2 separate regions of the Mus musculus genome follow, and region 1 is linked to region 2. Evidence: chromatin loops called from intact Hi-C (ENCODE). Cell type or tissue: left cerebral cortex. All regions are shown on one strand. Links, peaks and the distances in the headings refer to the core of each region. The heading gives the core; the rest is flanking DNA.

Region 1 (8,503 bases), core at 150-8,149, 45 kb after region 2:
GGAGTTCCTAGACCTTGTCACACAGCAGGGACTACCCTACTGAGTTCGCTGGGGACAAGGGAAGTACCTTCAGCATCATTCATCAGATACATGGGGGGAAAACCAGAGTCCACTCTCAGCACTCACGGGACGGACTAGAAACTGGTAACCAAAAGAAACCCTCCAAATACACGAAGATTACGACTTCCAAATATCACTCTGGTTAGAGAAGTCTTAAGGCAAATTTAAAAGTATTTTTAAATAAATGAAAATGAAAGTACAGCTTAGCAGGATTCGTGGGATGCATGTTCTGGGAAGGAGAAAGACCCGGAATCAGTAAATTAGGACAGAGTTATCCTCCGAAAGCAGAAATAACCAAACACACACACACACACACACACACACACACACACACCAAAAACAGCAAAATCTGAAAAGCAGGAAGTGAGAGGAAATCAAAACCCCAAACAGATCCGCTGAAGAGATCGTTGAAGCGATAGACCTGTAGTCAGGTTACCCAAACAAAAAGAGAAAGACGCAACTTCCCAAGACCTCAGTGAGGGTGTGTCCAACCTGAGCATGCAAAGGAACGCCGCCTGTGCAGCAAGCGGGTTGTGGCCCACTTAACACCGAGGGTGTGTACTTTGGGAAACAATGACTGCCAACGCTGTTATGAAGGGGGCTGTCAAGGCTCCAGGAAGATGGACACAGCTCAGATCTCTGCTTAGTGTCCCCAAAAACTTAACTGGTAACAAAATTTCGAATGTATTGCTGCCTCATGAAACTGAGAGGACTCCTGGCCAGGTCATCATGAGAGGGTGGCTCCTTAAGGGACACTCCCCTCTAAACCATCCCTACCAGCCTGAGTGGTCACTAGGCCAAGGCAGGGAGAAATGTGGAGATGGCTCTAGGTGAGATTTGTGTAGCCAAGACCGGATGAGGCACGCACAAAACAAACAAACAAACAAACAAACAAAAGCAAACAAACCCAGAGGCAGGACTGGGCCAGGGAAGGAAGTCAACACTTTTCTCAGCTCCCATGCTTTCAAAAACCCCAGAGAAAAAAGTGGCCCTTGACCATGGGCAACCACTGGCAACCTTTTATATGATCTGACACTAAAGACACACTCCCAAACACTCTGGGAGAGGTGGCATGCCCACCCCTTCTCTGACCAAGATGGTATTTGCCTGTATGAATGGCAGATCTAGGGTGACATACCATATGTCCTGAATACATTACATGTCCATAACCAGTTCAGAAACACAGATATGGGGTGTTGCAGTAGGGGAGGGGCCAGTGCCATCCTTCTCCATACCATTCAGAACCAGAGGATGCTGGAGGCTGTGGGGCGCCACGCCAGCTGCAGCCCCTGCCTTCCTGACAGGGCCATCCCCGTAGCTGACGAGTCTCTGTGAAGGGAGCAGCAGAAGTGGCTGGTTCTATATAATAAAGCGGCTCATCAAAGACCTCTGAACAGCGTTGGTTCCAGAAGGAAGCAAGACATTTAGCTGTCTTTTTCTCCACTTCTAGTGACACATGGTTTCTCTTGTGGGCCCCGTTCCCTCTGCTGTAATGTGTGATTCCTTCCCACAAATTACAAAACAGGTGGATCCAAGAACCCAAATGCCACTCTCTCTGCCCTTCTAGAAACTGTAAATGTGACATTTTCAAAACAAGCCACAGCTGCGGAGCAAAGATGGCGGTTACCATTTAAAGGTCAGGCTAAGGGGAGGTGCCGCCTCCCTATCTCGGCCACTGTGAATGAAGTTCTAGTGTCACACTCACCAGAGAGGGACCGAGTCCTACAGAGACCTACTTATCCCTCAGCCCAGCAACAGCAGCGAAGACTTATTTTTTTTTAATTATTTTTTTTTGAGATTTATTTCTTTTTACGTATGTGGGGATTCTGCCTGCATGCACTACTGTGTGTCACGTGCATGCAGTGCCTGCGGTAGCCAGAAGAGGGCGTTAAATCTCCTGGAACTGGAGTTATAGTTGGCTGAGGACTACCAAGGGGATGCTGGGCTTTCTTTAATTATTGCTCCATTTCTCCAGCCTTTTCAATTGCCTTTCAGGATCCTAGGTCTCAGACGACTAGAGGGCTGAGGTCAAGATCTATTTTCACTGACATACACGCCAAGCTTCAAGGAAAAATTGAGCTGCCCCAATGATGCCTTAGTCACCTTCCAGCATTGAGAAGAAATCCCCCTCCAGACATGAGATTGACATATGCATCTATACCGATAGCTTTGTGGTGATAAAATGGTTCTGAATCTTGATTGTAGTAGCTGTGATACAAATGTGTACAAGGGCTAAAGTTGCAAAGACATCTACTAGCCCAGCAGTATCAATAACTCACATGGTTAACAGGTATGTAAAATGTGGTTCAGGCCCCCAGCCTAAGGAAGGCAGGGATCCTGACACAGTACAACATTCATGGACCTGTGATGTAACACTCGTCTAACGAGACCGTCCCAAGAGATGAACTCACCTGAGTTCTAAGCAAAGTCGCTGCCTACCCACCCACCCACGCCCTCACTCCTGGCCCAGTGGAGTGGTAGATTCTGAGCCTGGGAACCTGGGTTTAATGGGTTGAAAGAGATCTGGAGAAGGGTAATGGCAAAGAACACAGGAATGCCCACGATGGCACTGAGCTGTACTTAGCAATGGTTAGAGTGGCAAGGTTTATGAGACACTAAAATCCCTGAACAGTGTGTGCATGAACTGCATGCGTGTGCATGTGTGTGTGCATGTGTGTATGCATGTGTGTGCGTGCATGTATGTGTACATGCATGTGTGTGTGTATTCTTGTGCATGTGTGTGCACATGCGCATACAGATGCTTGTGTACCTGTGTGTGCATGTGTGTGTATGTATATGTACATGTATGTGTGTGCTTGCGTGTGCATGCGTGCTTGTGCGTACACTGGTGAGATCAGACAGAATAAGTACACAGTCATGTGACCTGTACCAGCCACGCCTGGGTGCTCACAAATGTTATCCCTCTGAACCGGTAAGCCAGCCCCAATCAAATGTTGTCCTTTATAAGACTTGCCTTGGTCATGGTGTCTGTTCACATCAGTGAAAACCTAACTAAGACAGTTAGAAAGGCCAGGCTAGGGGGGCTTTAGACGGGGAAAAAGATAACATCCAAACTTCCTGGCAATATTCCTGTGGACTTCTGTTTGCAGCGTCCTGTGAACCTGCAGCCATTTAAAAATTCAATGCCTAATAAACAGCAAAGACTTGTTAATGAACTCTAACTCGAGGAAGACTACGCCTGGAAGGGATCTTGCAGCTCTGTGCAGGTGCTGAGCTGACCTTGGCCTTGGGAATCTAAGGAGGAATAAGGCTGAAACTCCTGGCAATGGAGAAGCTTCCTGAGCCAGGGAGGGAAGGGGGACTGTTGCCTTCAGAAAAGGCTCTCCTTTCCTGCCGGAGAACCATGATTGCTTCCGTAGGTGATCGCTGCATTACTTAGCTCCCACGGCACAAGTGGGCCCTTGGGAGGCTGGGTCAATGAATTGGAAATTACATGTGTCCCTCCGTGAGTGAAATTTCTGCATGCTCATTTGCACCGTGGCCATGAGATTCTACTCAGTGCCTCACTTTCTCTTGTGCTGATCTCACTGCCAACTCTACGGGTGGATGACCTTTGGCCTTGACACCCTTGCCCTGTGCTTAGAAAAGCCAGACTGAGGAAGAGAACCTTGAGGATGTGGGGCAGGCAGACTAGCCTCGTCTGTAGTCTTGGAGTCCTAGGACACAAGGATGCACAGCTCAGAGCTTCCCCCGTTAACTGTTAGTAAATTCTTTCTGCTGAGTTCTTTCCTACAACCCGGCTCTTTACAGTATGTCTGTTTCATGGACTTTCCCCAGACTCTATCTACTCAGGATAAAACCAGCATAAACCTCCATATCCCACAATGCACCTAGCACTGCTAGGCTACATGTAAGTCTCCATGGCCTACAAAACCTCTACTTTATACAGATGAGGCTTGCAGAGGCTGACCAACTACCCATGTTACTCCTGAACAGGGGAGCTGAATTCTGTGACCCAGCTCCCAGCCATAACATGGACATAGCAGGCAAAGTGAAAGGTCATTGCAGCTGTCCTTTATCTAAAACCAGGGCTCATGACAAGGGCCACAGTCATAAACAGGTTTGCACCCTGGGCATGTGACACCTGCCATCCCCTCTTACAGGCAATTTTAAGAGTGGCCATGCTAAGGTCAGTGTGATGGTTTATATATGCTTGGTCCAGGAAGTGGCACTATTAGAGGTGTGGCCTTGTTGAGGTGGGTGTGTCACTGTGGGTGTGGGCTTAAGACCCTCATCCTAGCTGCCTGGAAGTCTGTCTTCCACTAGCAGCCTTCAGATGAAGATGTAGAACTCTCAGCTCCTCCTGCACTGTGCCTGCCTGGATGCTGCCCTGCTCCCCTGCACTCCCCCTCCCCATGATAATGGACTGAACCTCTGAACCTTTAAGCCAGCCCCAATCAAATGTTGTCCTTTATAAGACTAGCCTTGGTTATGGTGTCTGTTTACAGCAGTAAAAACCTAACTAAGACAGTTAGAAAAGCCAGGTTAGGAGGTTTTATGCTGCTCATCAAGGGACAGCCATGCCAGGCCTACCTACCTAAGTGCGCATGATCTCTCTATTTCCGTAAGCCGGGTGCTCCGTCCCAGAGGACACACTATGCAGGCACGCCATGGGGTGGTTGGCAGTTCTGTGGCTCAGCTACTCTCTCCAGGAATAGCAGCACTGAGCATGCTACCCAAGTTTACGATTTGCTCTTTGCCGCTTCTTTCCCCCACCTTCTGTATTTTAAAGTTGCTTCCATCTGCCTGACAACGCACACCAGCAGCCAGAGCAACAAACATGACCGAGGAACAGGGCTGCAGAGCTCAGCCACAGAGGTGAAGACGCAGCCTGCTGGCTCCTCTCCATCTCAGGCCCACAGCCTGAGCTTATCTTACCCCAACCCAACCCACGTGCAAATCTCACCTGCACCTCTGAGTCTGCGTCCACGTGCTGCAGCTGGAACCATGTGTCCCTGTTGTGGTACCTCTGCAAGTCTTCCTTCTGGATGGCCACCTTGCCTGGAACACAGGAAGAGAGCAAAGGTCATGGAGGGGAAACCCACAAGAGGTCAAGGGGGCTGGAGCCCCACTCCTTAGTAAGGTTAGACTCGGAGCCTCCAAGCTGCAGAGCGCACTTCACACTGGCTTTGGTCAAGGCTGCAGACTTGCCTGTTCACATAACAGCACTTCCTGCAAGCTATACGGCAGAAGAACCAGTTTTTACAGATAAGCACTCTTCCACCTCGCCTGTACTTAAGTTGCTGCAGCAGGCTGACTATAAGAGAAAGGGGCCAGTCTATTTTCAGCCATTACTGGCCTGTCAGGCTCCCACACAGCAGGTCTGGCTGTCTACCACCTCTGCTGCCACCCTTTCCACAAAATGTAGATGGGAGCAAAACACTACATAGGTTTATGATAATGTGGTAGGAATGTGTGCCTTCTAATAAAAGCTACTGAATGGGACGCAAATGTGCAATCTTTCACTTATATGTCATGTGGCATATGTACGCGTGGCAAGTGGCCATGCACATGTGCCTGAAGGACAGTGGCTGCCACAGGGGCCCTCTTTCCCTCCCCCACCTGGTGGGTGTTCCTTTGATTTTTCCACTATAGGGTCCTGAGGCCTCTGACCGCTGAAGACAGCTACTGTGTGGCTCTTGCAAAACAGACCTTTGTCCCACAGTGGGAGGTGGTTTTTTTTTTTTTTTTTTTTTTTTGTCTCTAGTGAATTATCCCACATGAAACAAAAGTTTCATAAGATCGAGCTTATGTCTGTGGAGAAGGATAACAAAATCCTGCGGCTCTGGGCTCGGCTCTCTCTGGACAGCAGGCTAACCTCTGAAGCTCGAGGCTGGGAGACCTATCTATGTCCTTGCTACCCTGTGCTTCCGGGGCTGACGCCGGCATAGGGGGTGCTGGCCTTTGCAGAATACTCATCCTGACTCCCATTCCTTAGACATCGCTACTAGCATTTGTTTTTGAAGTCCTTCACTCAACTTTTACAAGACTCAAAACATTCAGAAGGAAGAAACATCAAAGCGGCATCTCCCTTCTAAGGTCCAGTATCTCCTGGGGTCCAGCATCTCCCTCCTGGGGTCCAGCATCTCCCTCCTGGCGCCTAGCATCTCCCTCCTGGGGTCCAGCATCTCCCTCCTGGGGTCCAGCATCTCCCTCCTGGGGTCCAGCATCTCCCTCCTGGGGCCCAGCATCTCCCTCCTGGGGTCCAGCATCTCCCTCCTGGGACCCAGCATCTCCCTCCTGGGGTCCAGCATCTCCCTCCTGGCGCCTAGCATCTCCCTCCTAGGGTCCAGCATCTCCCTCCTGGGGCCTAGCATCTCCCTCCTAGGATCCAGCATCTCCCTCCTGGGGTCAGCATCTCCCTCCTGGGGTCAGCATCTCCCTCCTGGGGCCCAGCATCTCCCTCCTGGGGTCAGCATCTCCCTCCTGGGGCCCAGCATCTCCCTCCTGGTGTCCAGCATCTCCCTCCTGGGGTCCAGCATCTCCCTCCTGGGGCCCAGCATCTCCCTCCTGGGACCCAGCATCTCCCTCCTGGTGTCCAGCATCTCCCTCCTGGGGTCCAGCATCTCCCTCCTGGGGCCCAGCATCTCCCTCCTGGGACCCAGCATCTCCCTCCTGGTGTCCAGCATCTCCCTCCTGGGGTCCAGCATCTCCCTCCTGGGGTCAGCATCTCCCTCCTGGGGTCAGCATCTCCCTCCTGGGGTCAGCATCTCCCTCCTGGGACCCAGCATCTCCCTCCTGGGGCCCAGCATCTCCCTCCTGGGGCCCAGCATCTCCCTCCTGGGGTCCAGCATCTCCCTCCTGGGGTCAGCATCTCCCTCCTGGGGTCAGCATCTCCCTCCTGGGGTCAGCATCTCCCTCCTGGGGTCAGCATCTCCCTCCTGGGGTCAGCATCTCCCTCCTGGGGTCAGCATCTCCCTCCTGGAGTCAGCATCTCCCTCCTGGGGTCAGCATCTCCCTCAGACAGTGAGGAAGATTACACGTGGAATTCTAGCTGCACCACACAGTTCTATAACTGTTTTCCTCGAATGACGACATAAGTATGTCTCACAAAGTAGCTCCACTGGGAAAGTCCACAGTGAGAGGAAACATCGGCGCATGCATGAGTTGCTCTATCTTGGAGATGGGGAGGAGCCTTAGTTGGATCTGCGCTTTCTGAAGCTCGGGTCACAAGGCTCGTGTGTATCATGATCTGAGCTCACCGTCCTCCCTAAACTGCCACACTTCCTCCCCAGTGCCTGGGTCAGCAGTGTGGGCGCCAGGTGCTCTGGTTCATCTGGGACCTTTTAACAAAATGCTCGAAGTGAGGACTTCTGTGTCAAGAAGCTGGTGTGAGTTCTGTGGCTGGGAGGGGTCAAGGAGCCTGATGCTTCTGTCTGACAACACAGAAGAGAAGGTGACGTCATGCAGATGTGCAAACCCATGGGGAGAACTAGTCCATTTCACAGCTGGGAGAACAAGAAGAAGCTGTTAAAGCCCTCTCCCCCCATGTGGAAGCTGGATGCCAGGAGGGAAATGCTGGGCCCCAGGAGGGAGATGCTGGACCCCAGGAGGGAGATGCTGGACCCCAGGAGGGAGATGCTGGACCCCAGGAGGGAGATGCTGGACCCCAGGAGGGAGATGCTGGACCCTAGGAGGGAAATGCTGGGCCCCAGGAGGGAGATGCTGGGCCCCAGGAGGGAGATGCTGGGCCCCAGGAGGGAGATGCTGGACCCCAGGAGGGAGATGCTGGACCCTAGGAGGGAAATGCTGGACCCCAGGAGGAGAGGCTACCATTCATCCATTCATGCATCGTCTGCTAGGCCTGGCCAGTGCCCCTGTGCTCCTGTGAGACACTTGGGGTCTTGCCTCCTCAAACAGAGTCTATTACCCTCTTCTTTAGAAGCTTCTACTGAAAGTGACTCAGTTTGGACTCCTAGAACACACATATCCGGGTCTTCAGGCCCTTTCCTCCTTGATAAGAGAAACCTGTCACCTAGAGGTCCCCATTTCTCAGGGCCTGAAAGCAAGAGGCCATCAGGTCAGCCAGTGGGTGTAGCGAGGGCTGACAGATGCCTCACAGAGTGTCTGAGGTCCTGACAGTATCTATAATACCTCAGAGAGCACCCAAGGACCCAAGCCAGCAGCGCTACATCCTGAGAGAAAAACCCCACCCCAAGACCTCAGAGGGAAACCGAACACTTCAAACACCAGATCTAAGAAGGACTCTCATGTCTAAGAAGGTACCGCAAACCCAAGAGTAGCATCAGATCCTGGGAAGCCCTCTAGCACCCCGAGAGAGCCCCAAATCTTCAAGAGAGCACCCCTCTCAAGAAGGGACTGGAGCTTGGCGGTGGCCAACCAAGGTCTGTCAGAAAGAACTGGCTTCTGGGGTGTCAGCATTCCACACAGAGAAGGGCAAACTCCCCACTGTCTGCTGGAC
Region 2 (8,467 bases), core at 1-8,000:
CCCTGACGCCACAACCTTTCCCTTCTCCTTCTCGGTTGCTTTGCTGGCGGATGGGATGACGAGTTGTAGTTTGGTGGTGGAGTGAAATGTGGCTCCTGGTAAATGTGTCCCCCAGCTCTGAGAAAGATTACTGTGCTGTTCCTTGTTCTTTAGCCTCTCTGACCCCCCCCCCGAATCACTTGGCTTATGCATGGTTTCGGGGGGTGGAGGGAAGGCAGGAGGCACGGTGCTGCCACCATAGGAGTTGGTGGTGGGGATGTCACTCTGGATAAGCACCCCCATTCATTCATTTATTCAAGTAGGGCCGGCCCTCCACAATACTTACTCATCTTCAGACAAGTCTCCTATGTTGGGGAGCCTCTTCTCTTCTTTGATGGCACAGGTGATGACCTGGGGAGGCAGCACAACAACCTAGGGAGCCCACCCAAGAGACAGAGGCCAGGCCCTGGGACCCTCAATGTCCTGCCAAACTATACTCTGTTGAGTGGGAATTTGCCCATCAGGGACCCTGGCTCCTTATGTGACACTCCATGGCCCCTGGGGTAGGATGGGGGAACCTGGCTGGCCCCTTGGTCTAGCTCTTCTGCTGGTTGACCTTTCCGGAGTCCTTAGAACTCAGGGCCTCATAGAGCAGTAGCCTCAGAGATTTAATGGCCAGGGTTTCTTTCTTTCTTTCTTTCTTTCTTTCTTTCTTTCTTTCTTTCTTTCTTTCTTTCTTTTTTTTTTTTGGTGTGTGTGTGATTCAAAACCTAAAGGTATAGCAGGTGTAAACTGGAAAATAACCAACCCTCAGGCACCCTTCAAACTTGTCAACAGAGATGCTCAGGAATCACCCAAAAAGACTTCTGCTCATTACAGCAGAGAAGCAGAGGAAGAGACACCAAATAACTATGTTGGCAAGCCACTGAGAAAACCTCATCATTTTATGGATGATGGTGGTGATGATGGTGATGTAGACATTATTATAGATAATAATAATGGCAGTGATATTGGTGATGATGGTGATGGTGATGATGATGTGGTGGTGGTGATAGTGATAGTAAGGACAGAGATATTGGTGATGGTGGTGGTGGTGTTGATGGTGACAATGATAATGAGCATGAAAATATGGTGACAGACATAAAAATGCAATCGTCGTTACAGTAGTGATAATATTAATGTTAATGGTGGCCCCCACCAGTGGTGATGGCGGTGATGATGGTGATGTAGAGAGATGGTGAGACAGCAGTGTTGTGATCATGGTAATGATATCGGTGACACTTAGTTCCAAGCTCGCAAAACTGTGACCTTGGAACACAGTTTTGCGAGCTTTAGGAAACAACCCTAAGATGCTGCAGTTACTATGGTTTGCATTCCGTGATGGAGCATCGAGCACAAGAGGGTCTGAGTGGTTTGAGCAGTCACTGACAAAGCCATACACTTCCTATTCTCCCAGCTCCAAGTGCACCATTTCCTCCCCACAGCACAATTCCTACAGATGCTCTGGGTACTCAAGGGCACAGGGTGATGCTAAAGGGAGGGAGACAGAGATAGAGAGAGACAGAGACAGAGACAGACAGACACAGAGACATACAGAGAGACAGAGAGGGATAAAGACAGGGAGACAGAGACATACAGAGAGAGTCAGAGAGACGGAGACACACAGAAAGACAGAGAGATAGAGACAGAGACAGATAGTGACAGGAACAGACACACACACAAAGACAGAGGCAGAGACAGACACGTACAGACAGACACACAGACAGACACAGAGAGACAAAGATTGAGACAGAGAGACAGAGACATACAGACAGACAGGGACAGACACAGAGGCAGACACAGACAGACAGACAGACACACAGAGACAGAGAAAGAGAGAGAGAGAGAACATAGGTGTTCTCATTCTATTCCCAAAGGCCGTTCCTCAGCACCAGCACCATGGAGGGTCCCTGGAATGCCTGGCCTTGGATCTCTCCTCCCGCTTCATCATGTGTCAGTTATGTCCCAGCCCACAGTGCAGACACTTTCCCAGTGGGTAGTTTGGATTTCTGGGCTGAAGGGTTTTGCCTGTACCTCCTCCTCAGTATGGTCTCCCAGGTCGATCTCCACAAACACAGATGGTTTCTAAGGATGGAAGTGATAATTTATGAGTGAGCTTGACAGAATGCAGCCTTGTAGACATCTGGGCCTGAGTGGTTCCACTAGATTCTGGTGATTACAGAGGCCCCATGGTAACAGACAGCAAAGTGTCCAGAGGGTTAGCTCTGGGCAGAAGAGGGGGGAGTATGCCCTTCTGCCTCATTGCTACCTATTGGAAACAAGTTACTGATATTCCAAGGGGTTTCTTCCTTCTTGACTTTGGTTGTTAGGGCCTTCAGGTGACAAGGTACCTGAGACCTGGGGACCTCTCCTCATCCCTGATCTACTGGGAGCACATGGGTCACCTCCATACTCTTGTCTAGAGCCACATTCACTGACATGAGATCTACTCCACAAGATGGGATGATCCAACAGCTCAGGACATGCCACCTTGTTCTCTGTTTGGCACTTTGGCTGGCCCAGAATCTTACCAAGGACTATCTTTTGTAAAGTCCTGGTGAAGAATGGGTGCTACTGCCACCTTTCCATGTGACACGGGTTGGGAAAGAGGAGAAAGCTACCTTCCTTCATGAAGGTCACTGCGAGATTTATGATTCAGTATGATGTATGGAAGATGCACCTCAGTGGCCAAGGTCAGGTGTGTCTTCAGTCACCACACCTGGGTTTGGGTCTCTGGGTGGGCTAAGCTCAACTGGAAGGTGGAATCTTTTCAATCCACACCGTTAGTGACTTCATTGTTTGGCAAGCTAGGGCAGGATGTTGCAGGATCAGGCAAATCCAGTCCAGAGCTTGGTCCCTCAACCCCTTACCAGCTCAGTTGGACAGCACAGCACCTGCTTAGATGGCTTTATGGGCTAAGCCTACAGTGTGCTCATAGCCCACTGGAATTTGTCTACAGATAGACTTAAATATCTTAACTCCTGTAGCTAAAGTAAGCAGCTCTTGCCTGCTTTTCTAGAAGGTGATCCAGCTTCGTGGACTCAGAATGCTGCTCCTGTAAACCCAAGAAGACACCAATAGCTAAGTAGAGGGACACCTCACAGGATGGCAGACAGAGTGGGTGGACCACCAAGGCCTGACCTCAGCCGCAGAGATACATCGTCCTTTGCAGGCATCGTCCTGCTCCCCTGTGGCACTGGCCTCTGAGTCACTCTTCTCTGGGTCCATTTTTGCACACTTGAGGTCCATTTTTTCCACCTCATCCTGGCTCCCTTTCTTCCTGTCGTCCTCTAGGCTCACCCGACTGGAGGTAAGTGTGATAGGGGCGTCAAAGAAGCAGTGTAGAATAAGTGTCAGGACAGGAGTCACTTGCTGTCTTCCTGGCTCCTCCCCTAATGCTAGGAGTGGGGTATACCCATGGGCCCTTTGGAGGCAAAAAGAAAGACCCTCCTATTCCCTCTAACGATTCATCTTGTCTGGAGACACCAGCCCCACTCCCTCCAGGTAGAGACTTTAGTTAGGGCACCAGTGAATGGATCCATGCCTGTCACTCATGACCACCTTAGTAGCTCCCAACCCCGTGTGTTTTGTTGAGTGTGGTTTGGGGGACTGGAGTAGGAACGGGGAACACAGCTGCCTCCTCACAGCTACAGTTCCCAAAGGGAAGACTCAAGATAGCTGCTGGCCTTTGACATATTTGGGGTTACATTACCCAAAGTCCCTGTCCTTTATCTGAGTCTAGAGGGATGCCGTAGGCCTATGTGACATGTTGGTACCCAGTTCCAGCAACCAATGACACCTTCAGTGGCTTCTTAGTCGCCAACATCCTTCTACCTCAAGATTTCCTAGTCTAGTACCTTTCACTGGTACTGGATCATGGGAAGTCATTTATAAACAAGTGGTCTGGCCTGTTCCTGGTCCACAGTGAATGGACTTTGAGAACTGAGGAAAGCCCTTGGGTTCCATGATTTTTAAGCCCTCTAGAGGGCAGATGGTGGGAAGTATTGAGGGATGGCCCCTGTGTTAGGTGGCCAGACATCTTGTTCTAGCTGACCAATACCGAGGCTGGTTATGCACCCTCCCTGCTCAGCAAGGAGATCTCGATGGGCCCAGCTGACATGAGACAGGGTGCAGATTCCTTTCTGGGAGAGGCACATGGAGATATTTGTTGAGATACTACCACCAAGTCAGCTCGATGGCAGACAAGGACCAGCCAGAAGGGCTGCCTAGGAAGTGAAGAATGCTATCTGCGGTTTAGAGACACACTACGGTGGCTTCTGCTTTTATGACAAGTCTCTTGGATAAAGAGGCTTCTCAACCCTACCAACCATCCCTTTATTCAAAGGATTCAGTTTCCTTTGGGTCCCTCCACCCCCACCTAAGTCCTAACCCCCAGTGGAGGGCTCCAAGCCCACTCCCCACACCCCAATTGTCACATTTCAGAAGAAGGCCGCTTCCACTTACTAGGTGCCGTCATCCGTGTCACTTCTTGGGTCTTTGCCTTGGTCCTCAGAGTCTGAGGAGCAAGGGCAGTTGGTTAATATGTGAGTATTCTAAACATGATACGACGGCTCCTGCATCTAGGACTTCCCACAGTTTGCTATCTCACAGGCTCACTGTCCTGCCTGGTTCTCCTCGGGGCAGGCTCAAGGCCAGCCTGAGACTAACAGCCATAGCTAGCAAGACTTCCCTTTCTCATCTTTGTTGGCTCCTTTGGCCATGCTCCAAGGATACGTCTATTCCTTCTGCCCCAACACCTTCCATGACCGAGCTTGCACTCTGAGCCCACTTCATGCATTGTTGTAAAAGCACAACCTCCATTGCTTTCTTAGTATATGTTTGTGACCCAGCCCAGGCATCCCTGGCCTCCTGGGACACACTCACAGGCCTGCAAATGTCCTTATCTCAGTGTGGATTATTGAAGAGGCAGAACAGGAGATAAGAAGGGACCTTCCCAAGATGGCCACTGGCTGGAAATGGGATGACTTGTTCAGGAACATCCTGACCCCCATGCCTCACAGCGCTGAGGCCCATCATTGGGGTGATCTTGATTATCCTCTATCCTATCAGGCAGGAGGTACCTTGAATGTGCTCAAGGCTGAGGGGACCCTAACAAGCTGACATGAATTCCCTAGCTTCAGAGCAATAACTGTAGGGAGCTGTGCCAGGTGATCCTGGTTTTGGGGGGTGGGGGCAGGGAGGGCGCTAGTTGGCTGTGAGCTCTTCCAACTTGGCGTACTCCTTCTGCATGTAACTTCCTCCCCCAAACTTCCAGGGACCTGGCAGTTCAGCATAGTGTTCAATGGGAAGAGTTGTGCACAGATAACGTCTTTGAGGCTATATTCTGGGCTCTCCCCCAGAGTTGCCGTCTGGGCCAGACCTCAGCTGGAATTACCTGTTCCCCACAGTGGCTTTGTGACTCAGACAGAAATTCCAAAGTGCTAGAGAAGAGTTCTTATAGATCAAGCCCAGAGCGTGAGTTGGAGGGCTCCCTTACAGAGCTGGCTGGCCCTTTCCTGGGGGTTAACTTGCAGGCTAGTTGAGGGAAGTACAGGACAAACTTCCTCACCAGTTGATCCTCTTAGTCTTTCCATCCATTTCAAACCTCACCCCAATCTCCCATGCCTTCTCTCATAGAGATGCCGGCTGCTTAGCCACCTGCCTCCTTTCCAGAAAGGAGCCTGTCCCTTCTTGTACTTAGCACACCTGGCCTTGGTCTGTACCCTGTGTCCCTTTCTCAGGAGATCCCGTGCTTGTCTCTGCATTGTCTGAAGTGCTGTACTCAGAGTTGTTGACATCTGTGGATGTCCCAACAGTGAGAAGCAGAAGGCTGAGGCCTTCTGGCCAGGGCTGAGGGATGTTACACAGCTCTGCACTGTAATTCAGACCTTGGCAGTTCTCACATGCCCCAGGGAGAAAAAAGGGTAGGTTTCAGTTCAATCCCAGCCTCAGATAACAGTCTAGAGGGTCAAATAATGAAGGTGCCTGATAGGAGGTCTGCTGGTGACTTATTTTCAGAAGATTTAAAAATGGACGGGGAGGGTTGGAGAAACGGTGCTCAATGTAATTCCAAAGGTCTCAATTTTGATTTCCAAAACGCACATGGGACTCAAGTCTAATTCCAATGCCAGGGGATCCAAGGCCCTCTTTTGGTCTCTGCAGCACTGCATGTCCATAGTGTACATACACACGTGCAGGCAAAACACCCATATGTAAGATAAAAGGACTGGAAGCTCCCCACACTCCCAGAAACATGTACACATGTGACTGTGTTCCAGAAGACGCTAACTATTAGGAGACTCTTCCAGCCCTGATCTTTCTTATTAAGAAAAGCCCCAAGCAAAGAGCGGTCAAAAGAAAGGCAGGGTTTCCATTGCTTGGTGCAGTTCTGGAGTTGGAAACCAGCTACCTTCTCCTAATGGCAATGTGTCTTGCATGATACACCTACTGCCCATGTCCAGATGTCCACAAACTGTACTTTCTTAAGGCTGGGCCAGGTCTGCCTGCCCTCCCAGTCCTCCAGGAGGGAGCCACCCCTTACCTAGCTCCTTGCGTAGCAGCTTCCTGATGCAGACTGGTGGATCCCCCTTCTGGTGCAAGCCACCCACACTCCTGCTCCTCTGGAGTTCCGCCCCGTCACTGGCGGCCTTGAGGTATGCAGGGGTTATTCCTGAGGGCAGGGCGCCAGGCCCAGGCCGGTGCTTCCTGTGCGCGGCGGGGTCCTTCTCCATCCTGACCCAGAGGGAAGGAGGGCGTCACCAGCACAGCCTCAGACCAAAGGCATCTCTGCCAGCCTCTCCCTGCCTCTCTGCCAGCAAAGTGGTCCAGCGCGATCTCACTCACTGTTGCTATGACGCTGCTGTGACATCACAAGATAGAGCTGGATGGTTGTTGAGGGCTGTCCCAGAGGTCATGCTGGCTCTAGGTTTTTTGGTTTGGTTTTTTTTTTTTTTTTTTTTTTTTTTTTTGAGTTTGGCAGTTTGCTATCTGCCACTTTCCTGTACTTCGGTATTCTTTAACAGCGAGGGGCTTCTAGATGGCAGTGTCTCACAAATGTGTGCTCCTGAAGCCAGTGCTCTCTCCCATTTGAGAATCTTCCTGTTTCTATGGGCGTGAGGATGGCAGGAAGCAGAGTCAGGAAAATAAATGGCCCTGGGGCAGTGTGATCTGGTTTACATTCAGGCCCGTGGGTCAAAACTTACCACTGAGAGCAGGGCTTGGTGGGAGACATTTTGATGACTTACACAGACAGAGAAACCTGCCCACACAGGACCTCGACCTCAGTTGGGAACATGTCTCCCAGCTGAAGGCTAGAAATCAAGGAGGGGCAGGGATGTCTCCCCTGCAGCCTCTCCCAGGGTCTACAGATGTCATCTTCATGGACTATCCCCCCAATCTGTTTCTTCAGCTCCTCTATGACAGCAAACACAGTGGATTGGGGCTCCCCCCTGGTGCCAACATAGCATACAACTCTCCCCTGAGGGGATAGACATTTGCTTTACAGCTAAATACAAGTGACCACTGCCTCAGAGCACATTCAAACGAACACAAACTCAGTGTTCCAACCTACTAACCGTTGGACAAATTTTTTTCTTTTAAATTATGAGTATGTGTATGTCTGCGTGTGGATATGTGTTATGTGGATACGTGTTAGGGATTGGTCTGGTGCTGCTGTGTATTCAAATGCTAAATACTGGCTCCCAAGACCTGGTTGTGCCCAGTGAGCAGATCCTTATGTATACCAGTGATGCTATGAAAACCTTGCTCCCCAATTTAAAACCACTGGCTAAATAAAGGTGGCTATAGCCAGTTACTGGGGAGAATATGAAAGATGCGGTTTCAGACACTGGGCTGGGGGTTGCAGGTGGGGACCACGAGGAGGAGAAAGAGGGTGGATGAAGAGGGAACCGGAGACTCCCATTACATGTGATGGAGCAGGATCAGGTGCCCAAATGAAACGCACCCCCACCCCACCCCCAACCCCAGGTCAGACTTCTGGACCAGAAGTAACTGAGGTGGGATTCGAACAGCCAATTTTTGCTTTGGAGGAGAGCAGCTGAGAACAATACAGGCAGCCACGTGAAGTTAGAAAGGATTGCTGCATTAGATTAGCAGATAAAAATAAAAATAACTCCATGCAGAAAAAAGAAGGTATGTTATGTTGGGAGATTTTACATTTGTTCCATAGGAAAAGAAAAGCTATGGAGTCCTTCCAAATTGTTAAAGATCAATAAAGATCAGATACGACTGGAGAAGAGTCAAACCGCAAGTATTGGGGGAGTGCAGCTGGGAAATTAAGTATAATAATCTATAGAAATATAGATTAGGGGTAATTCCCCAATAATTGTACAAGACAGAATGAAATAATCCATAGGACTCTGCCTCGGTTATTGGGGGGGGGACTGGCTGTGTCATATTAATAACTATAGTTTCTTAAACTCGATTCTAG

What was found. A loop is a pair of places that touch in the nucleus more often than their neighbours do. Peaks named below come from ENCODE experiments on the same cell type or tissue, not always from the same donor. Only the 100,000 strongest peaks of a DNase experiment are listed, where the experiment ranks them.
Region 1: a loop joins it to region 2, with 2.1 times the contacts of the local background. A loop is called at or near these places in 7 of 42 quality-filtered maps.

The regions. Positions count from the first base shown.
Region 1 is chr8:13,600,875-13,609,377 of GRCm38, forward strand. It overlaps Rasa3 (RAS p21 protein activator 3), which reads right to left. Exons shown (of 24, transcript NM_009025.2): 4 at 4,988-5,082. Among named protein-coding and RNA genes, the nearest start is that of Gm34795, 21 kb to the left of the region's middle. In left cerebral cortex, for the core only: a CTCF peak has its summit at 1,929 (motif pointing right); DNase peaks (open chromatin) are centred at 1,659, 1,900, 4,808, 5,423 and 1 more place; H3K27ac peaks cover 657 bases.
Region 2 is chr8:13,555,600-13,564,066 of GRCm38, forward strand. 1700029H14Rik (RIKEN cDNA 1700029H14 gene) reads right to left here and starts at 6,862. Exons shown (of 9, transcript NM_025601.3): 1 at 6,560-6,862; 2 at 4,483-4,534; 3 at 3,160-3,322; 4 at 3,026-3,073; 5 at 2,053-2,103; 6 at 326-390. The coding sequence starts at 6,749. In left cerebral cortex, for the core only: CTCF peaks have their summits at 3,982 and 6,654 (motif pointing left); a DNase peak (open chromatin) is centred at 2,106.